Linked DNA regions of Mus musculus: region 1 is linked to region 2. The links are chromatin contacts, found by Hi-C or POLR2A ChIA-PET in ENCODE. All regions are on one chromosome and are shown on one strand. The core of a region is the stretch at or near the end of the contact, and the rest is flanking DNA. Distances in the headings are between cores, read along the strand shown. Region 1 overlaps Ankrd24 (ankyrin repeat domain 24). Region 2 holds the start of Tle5 (TLE family member 5, transcriptional modulator).

Region 1 (3,431 bases), core at 457-2,956, 84 kb before region 2:
AATCCCAGCTTATGACCCATTTCGTGGCCATGTAACCTTGTCGGAGTGGTATCACCTCTCTGTGCATATTACTTCAAATGGGGATAATTAGAGAACACGTTACAGGCTGGATATCTGTTACCATGGTTACCATTGCATATCAACACCAAAAGTGAATCTGCTGAGACTTTCTTCCTTCTCTGGGACTCAGTTTCACATGTGAGAAATGGGCTAAATTCTCAAGCCCTTGCTGGCTGGGAGGTTCTTCAGTTTTGTGTAATCTCGGGTTAGTGGACACCAACAGTGAGCAAGGAGGGAACCCACCTTCTTGTCCTTCTCCTTGGCTTTGTCCAGGGCCTCCTGGGCACGGCTCTGGGCCTGGCGCGCCCTCTCGGCCTCTGTACGAAGCCCCCGGAGCTGCTGCTCGGCCGTGGCCAGCTGGGCCTCGGCTGCGTGCCTCTCGCTCTTCATAAACAATGCCTCACGCTGCACCTGTGGCCCAAGCCCATGCGTGACTCTCGGGACATTTAGACCCCAAAGTGGCTTGGATCCTTCGGCTCTTCCCACCCTTCCATGCTGAACTGATACCATTCCACCTCAAGGAAGGTTCTGATTCCCACCCGACCCTGGTAACATCCCGGTCCTGCCAAGAGCCACTGGCTACTGGCTGTTTGTCCCTGGACAGCTGGTTAGGCCTCTTTGTGCCCTGGTGGCCTCATTTGTGGTGCAAGCCTGTGACCCAGATACTCGGGAAGCTGAGGCAGGAGGATCAGGAGTTCCAAAGCTACACTGTGACTTCAAGGCCAAAGCAAGAACGAAAACTGTCTCACACACACACACAATCCCTTCTAAGGAAGTTTGTTCGCTTTTTTTGTTTTGTTTTGTTGAGACAGGGCCTCACTGTGAAGCTATGGGCACACAATATAGTTGGCAAAAACAAAATTTTCAACTCAGATGGGACTCAGTGGGTAGAGAGCTGGCCCAACATGCACCTCTGTGTAAACAGGTCCTACTGATGCTACACCTATCATCCCTCTAATTGGGAGGTAGACGCTAAAGGATCAGGCTTTCAAAATCAGCCTCAACCACACAAGTCTCTGCTATAAAAACAAAACAAAACACACACACACACACACACACACACACACACACACACACACACAGACCAGGGGGCTCGGGAATGGCTCAGGGTAAAGGTGCTTGCAGCTAAGCCTAATAGCCTTGGTTGGTGCTCAGGATCCACATGAGAAAGAGAGGACTGTGTCCCACAGGCTGCCATCTGACTTTCCCACCATGCCATGTGTGTGCACCACATAGAAAATAATAAATTAAAACTAAATAGAAATACTATGGGCTGGAGAAATAGCAAAGGGGGTTAGATCACTGCTCTTGCAGAAGACCAGGGTTCAGTTCCCAACACCCACGCGGTGGCTCATGTCTGTAACTCCAACATCCAGTAAATCGGACGCCCTCTTCTGGCCTCCGGAGTACTGCGTATATGTGATAGACATTCACGCAGACGCCCAGGCCCACGCGGAAATCCTCTGAAAGGACAGCCTGGCGCAGGCGCTCACCTGGAAGACCTCTGCGCTAGTCTTCTCGTGCCTGCGCGCCAGGTCCGCCAGCTGCGCCTGCAGCCGGGTCACGTGGTCGCGCAGGGCGCTCAGCGCGTGCTCGTGCTCGTCCGCAGGAACCGAGGCCCCGCGCATGCGCTCCAGCTCCTCGCGAGCGGCGTCCACGGTAGAGCTGAGTTCGGCGACCCGAGCCTCGGAGGCAGCTAGCGCTTGGCGCAACTCGGCGGCCTCTGTGCGTGCGCGCTCGCCGGTAGCCGTGGCCGTGGCCAGCAATTCCCGAAGCGCCTCTAGCTCGCGGCTCCGCCCCCGCGCCGCCTCCTCAGCCTCTGCAAAACGGCCCCGAGCAGCCTCTAACTCGGCCGCAGCCTCCCGCTCCCTTCTGCGTAGCGCCTCCTCCAGACCGCGGATCCGGGTCTCCAGCTCGGCCTGCAGCGCCGCCGCCGCCGCCCCCGGGTGCAGGATCGCAGCGCAAGGGTCCTCCGTGCCGCTGGTCTCGGCTTCCGTAGTCTCTGTCACAGTGGCCTGTGCCCCCGTGGGCTCCATAGCTGTGTCCTGCGCTCCGGTGCAGTCTGCCTCCGTGGCCTGCCAGCAATCGGCCTGCGCTCCTGTGGCCACCTGGGTGGTGTCCTTGACTCCTATAGCTTCTATCGCTGTGGTCTGCACTCCTGTGACCTTCACTCCTATGACCTCCGCCACTGTGGCCTGCACTCCAGTGGTCTTCACTGCCTTAGCCTCTAATCCTGTGGCCTGAATTCCTGTATCCCGCACTCCGATGGCCTCCATGTTTCTAATCACTGTACCTGTGAGCCCTGCCTGTGCCAACACATCCACCTCATCAGCTTTCATTCCTGGATTCTCTTTTCCTCCTGTATCTTCGGCAGCCACTGGCTCACTTTCGGCATTGTCACCTAGAGCTTTCACATTTAGGGCCTCAGCCATAGTAGCACTAGTGTCCATTTCCTTGGCTGCCAGTCTGTCTTTCCCCGTGGCCTCTGAACCTGCAGCCTCGGGTTCTATGGGTGCTGCTTCTGAAACCCCTGCTTCAGTATTCCAGACACCCTTGGAGCCTCCTGCTTGGAGTTCCATTCCATTTGCTTTGGTTTCTGCATATGTGGTGCCGTTGAGGTCTGGGACGCTGGGTCCATTCTGGATAGTGATTCCCTTATCCTTGATTTCCTGGTATGCTGTCTCTTCTCCTTCTTGAGCCCTGGGTGGCTCCCCCTCCTGCTGCTGCTGCTGCGAATGCATGGCCTCTGTGTATTGCCTCCGAAGCTGCTCAAGCTCTGCCCGTAAGGATTCATACAAGACCAGGGGGACGACCTCGGCCTGACTTTCTTCTGCCATCTGCGCCTCATCCTTTTCAAACTCCTCAAGGATCTGGGGGTGGGGAGGCAGGCAGGCTAAGAGGTGGGCTCACCATGTTCCCTGCCCACCCCGAGGTCTGCAGAGATGTCCACTGCCTCAGTTTCCCCACCTGGACCTTTTCCAGCAGCTCCTGGTTCTGCCTGGTGAGCTGAGCCACCTGCTCCTGTAGGGAAGCAACTATTTCCTCTGCTGATGGACTCTGGTTCTTTGGCATCAGTGCATCAGCTCCTGACAAGGTTGAGAACAGCACAGAGTCAGGCTGGGGACACATGCCATGAGGGACAGTCAGGAACTGCTCAGTGGGGAGGTGCATTGCCTCAGGCAGGTGGGGATCATAGTGTCTGTGCCCTTCTGGCATCATGTGCCTCCTCCATGGAAGGCCATGGTCGTGGTTTTGTGTCCACATGGCCATCCACCCCTCAGAATCCCGGGTAGGCAGCAGGGAGGGTGTGTGTGTGTGTGTGGAGGGGCAGATCTCACCTGGGAAGTCAGGCATCTCACCCTCCTCATCCT
Region 2 (3,276 bases), core at 267-2,766:
CACCCTACATTTCCTGGGAGTACCCCCATCACACCTGTTTCCTCACGGGTGTGCTCTTCAGGAAGGGACCCCCCCAAAGCTGCCCAGGCCCCAGCCAAAGCCACAGAGAAATCATGGCCTGGGAGTTAGGGAGAGCTGGAAGCTGGGGGGCTGGGGAGCGAGGGGGGTGGGATATGTACAGGGCCGGCATCTGAGGGCACTGGGTCAGGAGTTAGGGTGTAAGATCTCGGATCTGGGGAGCAAGGCTAGGGGCAGGGTGTGGGGAGCAAGGCCACTGGGAGCTGGTGTGGGAGACGACAGATGGGCTTGGACATGAGAGGGACGGAGCCTAGTGCTGGGGGGGCGGGGGGTGGGAAGACTGCGGGGTATCCGGCTCCGGACAAGGGAGCACTGGACATTATACGGGCACAGGGTCTCCCCAACCCTAGTGCTGAGGGTGCAGGATGGGGGCTGGGAGGAGGAAGGCCGCTGGGGTGCGGGGCCTGCAGCTGGAGGAGGGACGCGGAGCCAGGCTGGGGGTGGCGCTGGGCCCGGATGGTGACGCCAGGCCCGACAGGGCTGGAGAGAGAGACAGGGGGTGCGGGAACTGTATTGGGGGGTAGAGGGCACCAGACTTGGGGCCAGGGCAGATCTGAGGTGGAAAGAAGTGCAGGGCCGAGGTGATGGTGGGTGCAGGGCCTTGGACTTGGTGGCAGGCCAGTCTGAAGCTCTTAGAGAGCTGGGCCTGGGGGGGGGGGGGTGCACCGAGGTGGGGATGCAAGATCTAGGGCTGGAGGACATGCGCGTCTGGGGTGAGGGGATGATGGGCTTGTGACTGGGGTGCTGCAGCTCTGGGCCTGAGCCCCAGGTCAGGAAGACAGGCCGAATGCGGCTGCAGTGGGGTGCGGGCTGATCCGGAGCCCGGGGGTGGGGGGTGGGGGTGGAAGAAGACCTTGGAGTCGGGTTGGGCGAGGTGTGGGGGAGGCGGTGAGGGGACTCAGGGCAGGGATCAAAGTTCAGGGATCCGGGCTGAAGGATGCAGTGCTGGACTGGTGGGGTGCGTAGGGTCTGGGTTGTGGGGTGCAAGGACCTTGGGGAAGAGCCCAGGGCTGGGGGGACAGAACAGGCCTGTGGGAGCTGGGGAAGCGTAGGGAGCCCCTGGGACAGGCCCTGGGCGGGGAGAGAGACGGGATCCGACCTAGAAGGGGTGCAGTGAGATGAGCTGGGGTGCAGGGTGAGCGCCGGAGGTGCAGTGAGCTGAGCTGGGGGTGCAGGGAGAGCTCTGGGGTGCAGTGCGCGGGGTTCCCCTTACCGAGTGCCGGCTTTGCGGAAACATCATGTCAGTCGCGGGGGGCGCGGGCTGCGCCCCGGCTCGGGCGGCTCGGGGGGCGCCGGGCGGCCGCGCTTTGTCCCCGATCGACAGCTCCGGGGCCCCGCGTCCCGCCTCCTGCGCCGCCCGCCGCCCGCCCGCGCCGCCCGCGCTATTGTGTAATGGCGACGCGGTGCCGCCCGGGCTCCCGCTCCACCTGCCGCGCCCGGCACTGCGCAGGCCCGGACGCCCCACCCGTGACCTTGGCCCCGCGCGCCCCGCCCCCGCCACGGCCCGGAACCCCAGCTGGAGGCCTGCCTCAGTGCCCCCCGCCCCCAGTCCCAAGGCCACAGACTCGCAGCCTGGACACCCAGGCTTCACGGTGGATTTATGGAGTGCCTACAGTGTGCTATGTCCTCTTTGGAGTCGGGAGGGTTGGCACGGCTGGGGGCCACACTGGGCAGTAGAGTGACACCTGTCCCACAGAGGTAGGATGGGGGCCCAGTCCTGTAATCTAATGACTGGGGTGCAGAGGCAAGAGGATCAAGAGTTCTCGGCCAGCCTGGGTTACCAGAGAGCCTGTCTTAAAACAACAAAAAGTAAGACATGGTTTGTTCTGGGGTACAAGACCTATTACCAGTGCTGGGTAGGTTGAGGTAGGTGGAAGCCAGCCTGATCTACACAGTGAATACAGCCTGGGCTATAGGAGCCCTTATCTCAAAACATGAAAAAGTTAAATCGGGCCACAGGAGGTGGTGGTGGCCGACACCTTTAATCCAAGCACTCAGGGCAGAGGCAGGTGGATCTCTGATTTGAGACCAGCCTGGTCTACATAGAGACTTCTGGGACAACCAGGGCTACAAAGAGAGACCTGTCTCATAAATAAAAGGTAAGAGTTCCCCAGGTCCTAGTGTGATCCCAACACTTGGGAAGCTGAGGCAGGAGGATTATCGAAAATTCAGCATCAACCTGTGACCCAGCTTACTGAGGTGAGACCTGTCCAAAAACAAAACAAAACAAAACAAAAACAAATGATTAAAACAAATATGCTGGTGTGGTAACACAAGCCTTTAATCTAAGCCCTTGGGAGGCAGAGGCAGGCAGATCTCTGTAAATTCAAGCCCACCTTGTGAGTTCCAGGGCAGCCAGGGCTCCATGAGCCCTGTCTTAAAAAATAATAAAAAATAAATAGGAGCCGGGCGTGGTGGCACACGCCTTTAATCCCAGCACTCGGGAGGCAGAGGCAGGTGGATCTCTGAGTTCGAGGCCAGCCTGGTCTACAAAGTGAGTTCCAGGACAGCCAGGGCTATACAGAGAAACCCTGTCTCGAAAAACTAAAAAAAATAATAATAATAATAATAATAATAAAATAAATAAAATAGTTCTTTGGGCCAATACTATTTACCCCAACACTTCAGAGCAAGCTGAGGCAGGAGGATTCCTACAATTTCAGGCTAGCTTGAGCTGTATAACAAGACCCTGTCTCAAACATTTCCTTACCTGAGACAGACAGAGACGAATATCACTGAGTGTCATACTCAAATGGCCACGAGGTTAGAGAGGAGAGGTTACAGTGGCCAGCCAAGCTCAGCCAGGCCATGGCTATGGCAAACCCCGGTGGGGAGAGATTGGGACCTCCCCTAGCCACAGAGGGCAGAGGAAGGTAAGAGGAAGCCTTAGAGACTGCAGGCCTCAAGAGACAGGACCAGGCCTCTGATTCTGGTATCCCGGAGGCAGGAGTCCACGCGGCTGCTCCTGATACCGACCCATATCCTGCTCACAGGACTTTTGGATAAGGGTCCCACTGTTGACCTGTGACATTGTCTTATTTTATTTTATAGAAACAGGGTCTCATGTAGCTCAGGCTGGTCTGGAACTCTGGAGCAGAGGAAGACCCTGAACTCATGGCCCTCATGCATGAGACCAGCCTTCCCTGTGATCATCGACCTTTCTGTGGCTTTCTGGCAGTCCCTGATTCCAACAGGGCC

What was found. A loop is a pair of places that touch in the nucleus more often than their neighbours do. ChIA-PET counts read pairs that join two places held with the same protein, here RNA polymerase II (POLR2A).
Region 1: a map of T-helper 1 cell shows a loop between it and region 2 (2.5-fold over the local background). The contact joins the enhancer-like site here to the promoter of Tle5 in region 2. A Hi-C loop is called at or near these places in 2 of 37 maps with a recorded cell type or tissue (T-helper 1 cell and regulatory T cell). POLR2A ChIA-PET finds 5 or more read pairs at or near these places in 3 of 5 experiments (Patski and embryonic stem cell).

What each region holds. Positions count from the first base shown.
Region 1 is chr10:81,642,016-81,645,446 of GRCm38, reverse strand. Ankrd24 (ankyrin repeat domain 24) reads right to left here. Exons shown (of 20, transcript NM_001374016.1): 15 at 3,399-3,431; 16 at 3,028-3,146; 17 at 1,554-2,930. Among named protein-coding and RNA genes, the nearest start is that of Gm10778, 5.3 kb to the left of the region's middle. Within about 2 kb of position 1,706, at least 3 of the 3 ENCODE cell types and tissues checked have a DNase peak (open chromatin) inside an H3K27ac peak, as active enhancers do.
Region 2 is chr10:81,557,684-81,560,959 of GRCm38, reverse strand. Tle5 (TLE family member 5, transcriptional modulator) reads right to left here and starts at 1,516. Exons shown (of 7, transcript NM_010347.4): 1 at 1,292-1,516. The coding sequence starts at 1,318.